2 separate regions of the Homo sapiens genome follow, and region 2 is linked to region 1. Evidence: chromatin contacts called from ENCODE Hi-C or POLR2A ChIA-PET data. All regions are on one chromosome and are shown on one strand. Each heading gives the region's core, a stretch centred on a gene start or an enhancer-like site at or near the end of the contact. The rest is flanking DNA. Distances are from core to core; before and after follow the strand shown.

Region 1 (6,533 bases), core at 1,528-4,027:
TTGAGATATTTTCTCTTCTAATATAAATAATGTCATACCTTTCCTTTTAAGCACTGCTATAGTCACATCCCACAAATTTTGATATGTTTTATTTGTATTTAATTCAGAATGTTTTTTATAATTCTACAAAATTTTCAACTTTTTTCCTTTTATCTATTGTCTCTCCTTTGTTATTTTTGCTATCTCTATGGCATTCTATTTGACACAATTTAGACCAGTCCCTTTATCCCCTTCATTCTTAATTCTTCCTTCCTTCCTCTGTCCCTCAGGGTCTTGTGTTCTGTTACCTAGGCTGGAGTACAGTGGTACAATCATAGCTCACTGCAGGCTTGAACTCCTGGGCTCAAGTGGGCCTCCCTCCTCAGCCTCCCTAGTAGCTAGGACAATTACAGGTGCACACCAATGTGTGCCTGGCTAATTTTTAAATTTTTTTTTTTTTTTTTTTTTTTTATAGAGATGGGGCTTTGCTAAGTTGCCCAGGCTAGTCCCAAACTCCTGGGCTCAAGCGATCCTCCTGCCTCAGCCTTTCAAGTAGCTGGGACTACAGGCATGTGCCACCAGGCCTGGCTGATGAGCATTTTATCTAGCTTTAAAGCCCTTAAATAATTCCAGACATCTGTGTCATCTCATCATTGATGTTTGTTGGTTGTCTTTCCTGGTTTTTCATATGCTGAATAATTTGGGGTTGTATCCTGAACATTTTCATTAGGTTTTTTTTTTTTTTTTTAATAAGACTCTGGGTCTTGTTTTAATCTGCCAGTTTTGCTGTCATTCAAATTCAGTCTTCATCAGTATGCCTGTTTCTATTTACTTTTCAAAGTAAATAACTATGAATATCCTTAAATAACTACACTACCCATCTCTCCAGGTTTTATTGCTACTTTCAGTGGAAAAGATAGAGTGGAATGTGCTTGCTCCATTGTACCTAGAACCTTCCTTCCAGAGAGGATTTTACTTTTGCTTTATTCAAATAACACTAGCTCCTGAACAATTTTTATGTTAATTTCTTAAAATTTGAACCTCAACCTTAAATCCCAAACCGAAATTAGGCACATAAATCTTACTTTGAATTTTGAGGTAAGACTTTTTTCCCCCTCTTCAGAGCCCAGTAGAAACAGACAAAATTCCTTGCTGTTTTCCTATGCCAGTAGGCAGACATTTTTCTAGTCTGTTCTTTCAATAGGAATTTTAGCATTGGCCAGGCATGGTGGCTCATGCCTGTAATGCCACCACTTTAGGAGGCCAAAGCGGGTGAATCACTTCAGCTCAGGAGTTGAAGACCAGTCTGGGCAACATGGCGAAATCCCATGTCTACTAACAAATTACAAAAATTAGCCAGGTGTGATGGCACAGGCCTGTTGGGAGGCTGAGGTGGGAGGATCATCTGAGCCCTGGGAGGTCAAGGCTGTGGTAAGCCATGATTGCACCACTGTACTCCAGCCTGGGTAACAGAGTGAGACCCTGTCTCAAGAAAACAAACAAAAATTTTAACATTATGCAGGGGGTGGAGTTTTAGTCTCACTTTTAATTCCCTTTCTGTGGGGGGTTCATTTTTCTATCCCAAGGCAGTGTTTAAAAATCCTCACAGGAAGCTCTCCAGGGCAACTGTGGTCCCTGACCCACTAATGAAAGTTCCTTATCTTTCTTTGTTTCTGACACTGTGGATTTCCTTTCTGCCTTTTAATGTGCTTGTTCATTAAAATAATGTTTTACATTTATATTTTATCTTGCTATTTGTAAGGATTTGTAGCAGAAAGATTTTCAGGTTTTCTTGATTGCTATCTTGCTGAAACAAATACTTTTTATAGAATTATTCTTTTAAAAATCAACTGATGTGGCCAGGCACAGTGACCTGTAATCCCAGCACTGTAAGAGGCTAAAGTGGGAGGATCTCTTCTCAAGCCCAGGATTTCAAGACCAGCCTGGGCAACATATTATAGCAAGACCCTGTCCCTCCAAAAAATTTTTAAATTAGCAGGGCATGGTGTCATGTACCTGTGGACCTATCTACTTGGGAGGCTAAGGCGGAAGTATCCCTTGAGCTTAGGAGTTTGAGGCTGCAGTGAGCTATGATCAGGCCACTGCAGCCCAGCCTAGGGTGACAGAGCGAGACCCTGTCTCTCAAAAAATAAAAATAAATACAAATCAACCGACATACACAAAAAAATTAGATGCCCAATTAGAATACAAACTATTATTAGAATTGCCAGAATTTCTAATATTCATACACCATGTGGATTTGTATAACACATTTATATTTATGTTTTAGGCTAGGGAATATAATTATGTCTATAATGAATCAGGATTAAAAGAGTTCCTGTTATCTCTTGTGACTGAAAAAAAAACAGTGTTTGATTTGGAAAAAAGTATTATCAGTATAATAAAATTAATGCTGGTTTCAAATAATAACTTTCAGGTACTATGGAAAGGGCAATTTTAAACTTTGAGAACAGAAATAAAACCACTCTAAATAGCTAAAGAGAATCGAGGTTTGTGCGGTTACTTTTGTCTTTGTTTTGTTAGTGTTTAGTTTGTTGAATTCTTGGCATTCCATGTAAAATTCAATAGGAATCTCAGTTTAGCAGATACGGAGATTTCTGTTTCCTTTTACTTACAGTGGTTTCTTTTCAGAAACATGTTCTCCTTCCTTCCTGCCAGGAATGAGTAGCGACAGTGACATTGAATGTGACACTGAGAATGAGGAGCAGGAAGAGCATACCAGTGTGGGCGGGTTTCACGACTCCTTCATGGTCATGACACAGCCCCCGGATGAAGGTGCAGCACATGATGTCATTTTACACAGATTACTAAAACCACCGCTGCCGCTTCTCTTTCTTCTTCTTCTGCTGCTGCTACTTCTACTTTTTCCGCTCTACTGCTTTTGCTTCTTCTGCTTCTACTTCTTTTTTTTTTTTTTTAATTATTGTCATTTGTGAGACAACATTCTTTGGTTAACTATTATGGTGAGTACTAAAAAAACACAGCCAGTAATATTTGGCTTGGTTGCACCTAATGAGTGCTACTTACTGGGCAGAGACGGGGTCCACAACCTGCTTTTGTATAGTCTGTGACCTGAGAATGGTTTTTACTTTGTAAAGAGTCTTTAAAAACCAAGCAAAAGAAACAAAGAAGAATTTTCTTTGTGGGTTTTTTTTTTCTTTTTTTTTTTTTTTGCCCCGAGATGGAGTCTTGTTCTGTCACCCAGGATGGAGTGCTGTGGCGTGATCTTGGCTCACTGCAACCTCCGCCTCCTGGGTTCAAGCGATTCTCCTGCCTCAGCCTCCTGAGTAGCTGGGATTACAGGTATACACCACCACGCCTGGCTAATGTTTTTGTATTTTTAGTAGAGATGGAGTTTCACCATGTTGGCCAGGCTGGTCTCGAACTCTTGACCTCGTGATCCACCTGCCTTGGCCTCCCAAAGTCCTGGTATTACAGGCGTGAGCCACCGTGCCCAGCCCAAAGAAGAATTTTCAAGAGAGTCCATTTGTGGCCTACAATGCCTAAATATTTACCCTTCATAGGAAATGATTGCCAATCCCTGGGGAGATTTCAGATGTTTGGGTTTTTTTTCCTTTTCTAGCCTACTGTAAGATAACTTTAACCTTTTAAAATAAAAATAACTTAGAAATACATGCAGATTATGAAATAATTTTTATTCCCTCCTACCCCCAAAAAAGTTATTAGGAAAAAAACAAGAGAAACCTACTATTAATATTTTCCCTTGTTTTCTTCTGTCTTATTTGCATTGCATTTCTTCTTCTTTTTTTTTTAGACAGAGTCTTGCTCTGTCTCCCAAGCTGAAGTGCAGTGGCACAATCTCAGCTCACTGCAACTTCTGCCTCCTGGGTTCAAGCAATTCTCCCACCTCAGCCTCCTGAATAGCTGGGACTACAGGCATGTGCCACCACATCCAGCTAGTTTTTGTAATTTTTAGTAGAGACAGGGTTTCACCATGTTGGCCAGCCTGGTCTCGAACTCCTGACCTCAGGTGATCTGCCCACCTTGGCCTCCCAAAGTACTGGGGTTACAGGTGTGAGCTACCATGCCAGCCCTACCTAAATATTTTATAAATAGTTTTTTATTCTGCTTTTTTCACTTAAATATATTTGTATGTTATTTAAAATTTCATAAACTTCATTTTTTATGGCAACCTAATATTCTATCATGTGGATATACCATAAGTATTCTGCTGTCAAGCAGTTTTCTGGAATACAGATTAATCAGTAAAAGGATATACTGTCAAGTTAGAGAAATACACATTTAAAGTTACCCAGAGGCCTTAATAATCAATCTGAACATTCCTCTGCAAGATATCCTGGAGTGACAACATTGTTAAGCCTATGCCATTTTCTGCTTTATATTTTGCATATTTTCCTGGTGCTCTGGTATCTTTTTCAATACAGAACCAAGCATTTGATGATTTGTAAGTATTAAGGCATCTTTAGTAACTTCCTCTGCTTCTAAAATAAGCATCCAAATTTTGTGCAAGTTATTTGGAGTGCTGGTGGGTTTTTGTAGTGATACTTGAATGCGTAGTTTAATTGGCTTTGAAATATGTTTTATGTTTATAAGGTCTTGAATCTTGAGAATATACACCATTGCTTCTTGTTCCCTTTTTAAGCTGTCCCCAGATTGTCCCCAGGAGGACAAAATGAGACAATTCCTGTCATCTTTTAATTGTGGGTGTCTATTACACATTTTGTTTTTTTCTCCTTTATTTTTCCTTTGTGTTTGCTTATACCTGACTCAGATCACAAATTCTCTGAAGACAGAGATTTGTTCACAACCCAGCACATCTTTATCACTTAAATAACACATTTGGTAAGATTATTTAAAGACTTGGGAAGGAAAATACTGCCCTTGTTATATGCTTTTAAATTTTAAATTTTTTATTTATTTTTTAATCATAGATACACATTCCAGTTTTCCTGATGGTGAACAAATAGGCCCTGAAGATCTCAGCTTCAATACAGATGAAAATAGTGGAAGGTAATTGCCAAATCAAGAGAACTGACTTGCAAGCTACCTTGACCCTGAATTTTGCTGTAGTTGGTGCTCAAATTTGTCATCAGTCAGATAATCAGATTTGGTCTTATTTCTTCATTATCTCGACCTGAAATAGTAATTTGGAAACTGTTGGAAGGTGGCACAGTTTAGTCTAAGACAGCAGTAGTACATGGGAAAAACAGTATGGGAAGAGTTCTTTGTAATGTAAGGAAATAACAATGTAGTTCTCTATTAATTTAGCAAATTTGTACATTCACAAAAGGCAGTTTGTCTACTACAGCAGAAGGCTGGTTAACTGCCAGAAAATGTACCTCCAGGCCCTGCATGCCGTCAGTAACCCGCCCGGCATTGGTGCTCTACTGTCTTTGGCTAGAGCTTAGTTGTGTTTAAATAATCATCTTTATATTTGGGGTTTTAATTACAGTTCCATTAGTGCCTGTAGATTAGTGAACAGAAAATTGCTTTGGAAGAGATTCTGCCCTGTAGACACTATGTGAATAACTGAAGTAACACTAGACTGAATCTCCTTTTTGGAGTATGTATCTTCTCTCACTTGTTCAAGTACAGGCACACTGTTCAACCGCATGGTATCTTTCTGTTGTGTGACTTCTACAAATGTAATTTTAAATGAAATTAAGTTAACATGGATTCATTACGTTCCTGGCCCTGTAGACACGTGTAAGATTATTTAAAATTCTTTCATTTTTTTCTGCCTCTTACTATACGACTGTAGTGCAACAAATATTTTAAAGCCCCCTTTTCTTCTTTATTTTCATTAGTTGTACATTGATTTCAGTGTCAACACATTTAAAGATTCATTCATGTTGCACAGTGGCTTACATGAACGTGAAACTGTGATATAAGGTTTTCTTTCATACTCATAATTAGCCCAAAACAGTTGCCAAACTTTGCCATTGTGCTCCTGCATTTGTGTTTGAGCTGCTATATATTTGTGGAAATTACACTGAAAGTTGACTAAGAGACTATTGAAAAAGCATGAATAATTAAATATACATGTGAGAGACATCTCATCTGCTGTATTTTACTTAGTGAATATTGTTCACTCTTCCGTGTCTGATGTCTTGCTGAATGCTGTGACTCATAGTTTACTTTTGTTCAAAATAGTTTGCACTTTTTGTTAATAAAATCAACTTGAGAAAATATGCCTCTGCTGTTTATTAAATTGGGACCAGAAACCCCTTCTTTTCTACTCATTGCCTCATTAGTAGTGTAGAGAAGATCCAAACATTTGATTAGTTTGTGTTTAGTCTAATGGCGAGGAGTGATGCCTAGCATCGATCCCAGTCATTCTAAAATTAGAATAAACCTGAAAGGCCAAAAGATTTCTTCAGAGATGATAGCTTTTAGTTCAGACCTGTTTGCTTTTAGGACAGGAAAGTAGTTTCCCCCTCGTTTCCAAGCCACCTTATATACTAAAGCTGCTCTGAGTTCCTTGGTGATGTCGGGAACACCGCTGTTTTCCCTCTTCCTTGATGTAGTCTGCTATGCTAAATTTTAGGTAG
Region 2 (6,533 bases), core at 497-2,996, 640 kb before region 1:
GTTTCTTGATTTATTTTAAGACCTTGGAACTATTGGACCAGTCCTCTCTCACCCCCCTTAACATGTAGCAGTTATTTGTTCACGCTTCAAGAAGCTGAAAAATTAAGTTACAAGCATAAAAAGATCTAAAATGTCACAGAATTCTTGATCTAAATAAAGGAACTTGAATAGCAAGAGCAAACAAGTTCTAATTCTGTGCAAAAAGTGCCAAAACAAAGATATGTAAGAGGGATCTTGTCAAAGGCTACACAGCTAAAGCAATGTGTTCAAAGGAGGCAGGCGAGAGAATTCTCAACAGAAAGAGCATGTGGTAAAGCACAGAGACGTAAAAGTGTGGTTGGCTAAGGGAACTACAAGTACTTTTGTAACACTATAGGATTGAGGGAGTACACAATTAAGGTTAGAGAAATGAGCAAGGGCCAGACCAACAAGCTAAACATACCTCAGTAAGAATCCTGAGTTTATTCTACAGGCGAAGGGAGCTACTTAAGGATTTTAACAAGGAAAATAATGGAATTAGATTTGCTTTGTGTACTCAGAAAATACTAAAGTATCTGCTAAACAAATATAGTGGATCTAAAGATGGTAGGTCTTTGCAAACCAATTAAGTATGTAAGAACAAAAGTCACTTGTTACTAGGAAGAAATCTCTACCATAGTGGGTTATTAATACTCTGGGTGACTAACTATGTTGTAACAGATTAAGTCCTACTAAAAGAAGCTACATGGAGGCTTTATTTTATTAGCCTTGGCCAGACTAGTTTTATCCCCCTTTCCTCCAAAGGTAATATAATAAATTCGCATGGTACAAAATACACACACACACACACACACACACACACACACACACCCCAGAAAAGAAAAAGCATGGAAAAAAAAAAATCAAGTCTTTCTGTCACCCTTGTCCTCTAGCAATACAGTTTTCCTCCACAAACACCACCACTGTCACTATTATCTTATGGACTAAACCAGCCAAGTTAACTGTATTTTATTTAAATTCTCTTCTGAAACTCTTCTGCTAATAGTGCTTAAACATAACCAGGCCAGGCTCTGAATAAGATATAACATAAGACTACAAGGCTACATTTTACTTTCTCTTCACTCTTCTATCTCAATTACTACTGGTATTAAGTTATTAATGTTATAACTCAGTTATAAAGTGTAGTTACAGTAACTCAGTCACTGAATATAGGGGCAAGAAGTCAAACAACTCTCTAACCATTAATACAAACATCGTAATAAAGTAGATTAACCTGCTTTACAAGCTCAAGTATATGCTGTAATGCAAGGCAAATACACTAGCTTTAAAGTATGTAACTTATAATGTATTTAGTTATAGTAAAGCCTTATAAACCATTAATTTTAACTTCTTCCTGACTTTAACTTTTCTTTTGAGACAGGATCTCACATCTATTTTTCTGAGTAGAGGGTCCTTAGACTCCTTAAGTTTAATTGATAATTATCCTTTCCGATAATTGGAGAAAACATTCCAGTGGGCTCATAAAGTTCATAGAGCTATATACCTAAAAGCAGTAAGTTATGCTGTAAGAATCCTAAGCTACCCTGTAAGAATTCTATGTTTCTAAGTCTCTACCAAGCCTTCATCTAAGGCACTGAGTTTCACCTGTCACAGCTTAAGTCCCACAGTGTTTGAGGAAGTCGGAGTAAAAATAGTGTTAGTCAAATAGTGAAATTAAATTCAAAACCACAAAAGGAAGCAAACCACAGACACTACTAACTGAACCCCAAGTGATTCTAACAGATTCCTTCCTACTTCTCAACTTCAGAGGCAGGTGGAAGATGACTTTAAGAAAACACTATCAGAAAACAATGAGGAGGAAAAAGGAAAGTCAAAAACCTGTGTTTCCAATTCCTTGTTAGATCCCCAGAAAAAAAGCAGTAAGAAAAACACGCTGCATCAGTTAGCAATGACCTTCAGCCTCAGGGTATTTTACTTGTAAAAAAAAAAAAAAAAAAAAAAAACAACAAAGATTTGGCCTGGCACCTTGGTTCACACCTATAATCCCAGCACTTTGGGAGGCTGAGATGAGAGGATCACTTGAGCCCAGGAGTTTGATACCAGCCTGGGCAACATAATGAGACCCCATCTCTGCAAAAACTTTAAAAAATAAGGTAAATAAAAGATCTGGCTTTAAAGTGACAGAACTGCCTGCAACCCTAATCTATGTAATCCTTATATTACTTTCTCATTAAACATATGCTACCAAGAGAGCTATGCATATATATCTTTGATCTCCTTCAGGAATGTATTGGTACTAATCAAAATAGTCCATGTGGAATAGATATACTTTATTTAAAAAATGCAAAATTAAACAGGAGGCAAGTGACAAACTCTTTTTTTTTTTTTTTTTTTTTTTTGAGATGGAGTCTTGCTCTGTCGCCAGCCAGGCTGGAGTACAGTGGCTCGATCTCAGCTCACTACAACCTCTGCCTCCTAGGTTCAAGTGATTCTCCTGCCTCAGCCTCCCGAGTAGCTGGGACTACAGGAGTGCGCCAACATGCCCGGCTAATTTTTTGTATTTTAGTAGAAATGGAGTTTCACCATGTTGGCCAGGATGGTCTCGATCTCCTGACCTCATGGTCCACCTGCCTCAGCCTCAGTCTAGACAAGTCAGTCAGCCTCAGTCTAGACAAGAACAGAAAAGTAGCCTGTAACCTGTAATTCCTTCTTTTCCTCTCTCCCTCAGCCTCTACTAGTGAATGTAGTGTTATTCTACTACGAATGCAGTTATTAGAACAACAGTGATATGGGTTACTTCCCTAGGATTTATGTCCCAGTTTGAGTTAAAACACCAGCAAACATGAACATAATTCTGAAGTTGCAAGTTTTTTGTTTTTTTTTTTGAAACCGAGTCTCGCTCTGTCACCAGGCTGGAATGCAGTGGCATGATCTCGGCTTACTGCAACCTCTACCTCCCCAGTTCAAGCAATTCTCCTGCCTCAGCCTCCCAAGTAGCTGGGACTACAGGCGTGCACCACCACGTCCAGCTAATTTTTGTATTTTTAGTACAGATGGGGTTTGACCACGTTGGCCAGAATGGTCTCGATCTCTTGACCTCATGTTCCGTCCGCCTTGGCCTCCCAAAGTGCTGGGAATACAGGCATGAGCCACGGCGTCCAGCCGTGTCAAATTCTTAATAATGGCACATGTTTAAACATATTAAAAAAGCACACTTAAGTGGTGGTCATTTACACAACTGAACAGGACCCTGCTCCTTCCTATATAGCCTTCCTAATTGTGAGGAAAAAAAGACAGGAACTTCGGCTGGGCGTGGTGGCTCATGCCTGTAATCCCAGCACTTTGGGAGGCCAAGGGGGCGTGGATCACGAGGTCAGGAGATCGAGATCATCCTGGCTAACACAGTGAAACCCCGTTTCTACTAAAAATACAAAATATTAGCCGGGCCCATGGTGGCACACGCCTGTAGTCCCAGCTACTCCAGAGGCTGAGGCAGGAGAATCGCTTGTACCCGGGAGGCGGAGGTTGCAGTGAGCCAAGACCGCCCTACTGCACTCCAGCCTGAGTGACAGAGCAAGACTTTGGCAAAAAAAAAAAAAAGAACTTCAAGTGACCGTATTGGCTAAGAGAAGGTTAAATTTGCTTCCACCTCTTCAAATAAGGTAGGTAAGATTGTTTTCCTTACTGATGTTCCTTTTGAGTGAGAATGTCTAGAACACTCAGCAATTCTTCCCATATTTTCCTGTTATATACTCAAAAGAGAAATATGCCAAAGCACACAATAATAGGACAAGTCACTCTTATTAACTGCAAGTCTGGTTTAGGTATACCCTTACAGTAGGAGCATGTAACAGGGTGGCCAAACTATATAACTATGTCTAGTAATATCAATATAGATTAAAACTTTTAAAATGCAACATATTTTTAAACAGGTTTTATTTTCAAAACAGCACATAGTAACCATAAAGTATTCTCAGTCAGTTATAAAGGTGTGATGGCATATAAGCTATACCACAGAAACTGAATTGTATTTTTATTCTTTATTTATTGAGACAGGGTCTTGCCCTGTTGCCCAGGCTGGAGTGCAGTGGTACCACTGCAGCCTCGACCTCCCAGGCTCAAGTGATCTTCCTACCTCAGCCTCCTCAGTACCTGAGACTACAGGCGCCACCATGCCTGGCTAATTTTTTTTTTTTTTTAAGAGACAGGTTCTCCCTATGTTACCCAGGCTGGTCTCGAACTCCTGGGCTCAAGTAATCCTCCCAGCTCGACCTCCCAGTGTTGGGATTACAGGTATGAACCACTGTACCCAGCCATAAACTGAATTATACACTATGGAACTAAGCATGGATAAAGTCAAAGGACATATACAACATTCTCTATAAACTTGCAGGTATTTTCAGAGGACATATCTGAAATACATGTAATATATCTGGATACATGTATCCAAACTACAGCTACATTTTATTATCCTCTCAATCTGCAAAATGCCATTAGTGTTGAAGCTGGAGATATCCTATTTTAACATATGCTTGGAAATTCCTATGATAAAGTTTTTTTTAACTTAAAAGAATTTTTATTTTGCTGTTATAAGAATATGGAGTCAATAAACTGGGTCCAAAAAAAGGGGCTTGTTTTTTTGAATAGTTATCACGTGCATACAGTAAAGCACTAAAATCTTACAAAAGGTTATACTATGAAAAGTCACCCACCCCGTCTTTCCAGTAATACCCTTCTCCCCTAAGCAATTAGAGATACTTTTGCATTTCAGAGTTATCCTGTAGCATATGAAAGTATGTATTTCCTCCGCCCTTTTCCAACAGAATGGCACAAGACACAAAAGTATACAAATAAACTGCTTCCTTGTTTTTACAGAAAAGCACCCAAACTTTGTAACTCATTTGGTTTCCAGATTCGATTTTGGTCTGCAAGTGGCACTACTTTAGGACTTGACACCTAAACCTGGATCTAAAAAGGCAATTAAACAAATTTATTCCCTATTTATTCTTTAAAACTCTGAAGTACCCTGGAGTTACATGTTACAAATGATTTTAAAATGCATCTCCTTCCTTCTCCATTCCAACTTCTATTAACAGGGGGAGGTGGGGAGTAAAAGGTAGGATTCTGTTTTTATAATGAGAAAATAGTACTTCGGCTTCCCCATAATCTAGAGCAGGGATCCCGAACCACAGGCCGCAGACCAGTATTCCGTTAGCAACTGGGCCACACAGAAGAAGGTGAGCAGCCAATGAGCAGTCATCACCGCCTGAGCTCTACCTCCTGTCATTTCAGCCACGGCATTAGATTCTCATAGGCACGCGAACCCTATTGTGAACTGTGCAAGCGAGGGATCTAGGTTGCTCACTCCTTATGAGAATCTAACGAATGCCTTGTGATCTGAGGTGAAACAATTTCATCTGAGACCATCCCACCCCCACTCCCACCCCCAACCGGTGGAAAAATTTTCTTCCACAAAACTGGTCCCTGGTGCCGCCAAAAAGGTTGTGGACCACTGATCTAGAGAACACAGGCTGTGTTTATGTTTTCTCATATGAAACATTTGAGATGACAGTATCTATCTCAGAGGTGTGAAGATTTAATGTGAATGCAAAGAACAATGCCTGACATCTAACAGCTCAACAGATATTGCCTTCTGTTTTTTTTTAAGAGACAGGGTCTTGCTCTGTCACCCAAGCTGGAGTGCAAGAGATAGGGTCTTGCTCTGTCACCCAAGCTGGAGTGCAGTGATGTGATCACAGCTCACTGTATCCTTAAACTCCTGGGATCAAGCAACCCAGAGCTCACTGATATTAACTATTAATACATACAACATATCAGTACTTTAAGCCAGCTCAAGGTTAGCTTTTTTGCATTTGCATTTTATTATCTGCTTAATTCAGCTGTCCATAGGTTGGCTGAAACTCTGGGTGTGAATTTCTTTCAACTACTGATACTAGATTAGTGGTCTCTGGGTGCTTAACTGCCTCAGACACTATGAAATGCCTTTTTTTTTTTAAAGTTTGTTTTTGTTGGGGAAGTGAGGAGAAAAGGAAATTACACTTTAGGACTTCCAATTCTTTTTTTTCTCATACAGGGTCTTGCTCTGTGGCCCAGGGTGGAATTCAGTGGCACAATCATGGGTCACTGCAGCTTCAACCTCCTGGGCTGCTTAATTCAGCTGTCCATAGGTTGGCTGAAACTCTGGGTGTGAATTTCTTTTAACTACTGATAATAGATTAGCCTTCCAAATAGATGGTACCACCCATACGCCACCATGCCCAGCTAATTTTTTTTTTTTTTTTTTGTAGAGATAGGCAGCACTTTGTTTCCCAGTCTGGTCTCCAACTCCTGGGCTTAAGGGATCCTCCCACCTCAGCCTCCCAAAGTGCTGGGATTACAGGCATGAGTCACTGTACCCGGCTAAAAAAAAAATTTTTTTTTTTTTTTTAAGAAACTTCAGGCTGGGCACGGTGGCTCATGCCTGTAATCCCAGCACTTTGGGAGGCCGAGGCGGGCGGATCATGAGGTCAGGAGATTGAGACTATCCTGGCTAA

What was found. Hi-C counts contacts between places; a loop is a spot of excess contacts on that map. ChIA-PET counts read pairs that join two places held with the same protein, here RNA polymerase II (POLR2A). Pooled maps may share reads with other maps.
Region 2: a pooled map shows a loop between it and region 1 (4-fold over the local background). The contact joins two enhancer-like sites. A Hi-C loop is called at or near these places in 1 of 50 pooled maps. POLR2A ChIA-PET finds 5 or more read pairs at or near these places in 2 of 52 experiments (HCT116 and activated CD4-positive, alpha-beta T cell).

The regions. Positions count from the first base shown.
Region 1 is chr17:58,997,840-59,004,372 of GRCh38, reverse strand. It overlaps TRIM37 (tripartite motif containing 37), which reads left to right. Exons shown (of 24, transcript NM_015294.6): 23 at 2,659-2,775; 24 at 4,914-6,171. The coding sequence ends at 4,996. Among named protein-coding and RNA genes, the nearest start is that of TRIM37, 110 kb to the left of the region's middle. RefSeq lists enhancers at 2,637-2,686, 2,737-2,976, 1,921-3,120. Within about 2 kb of position 2,777, at least 22 of the 41 ENCODE cell types and tissues checked have a DNase peak (open chromatin) inside an H3K27ac peak, as active enhancers do.
Region 2 is chr17:59,637,449-59,643,981 of GRCh38, reverse strand. All of the region lies in intron 1 of CLTC (clathrin heavy chain), which reads right to left. Among named protein-coding and RNA genes, the nearest start is that of CLTC, 21 kb to the right of the region's middle. RefSeq lists a silencer at 1,641-1,720. Within about 2 kb of position 1,746, at least 6 of the 41 ENCODE cell types and tissues checked have a DNase peak (open chromatin) inside an H3K27ac peak, as active enhancers do.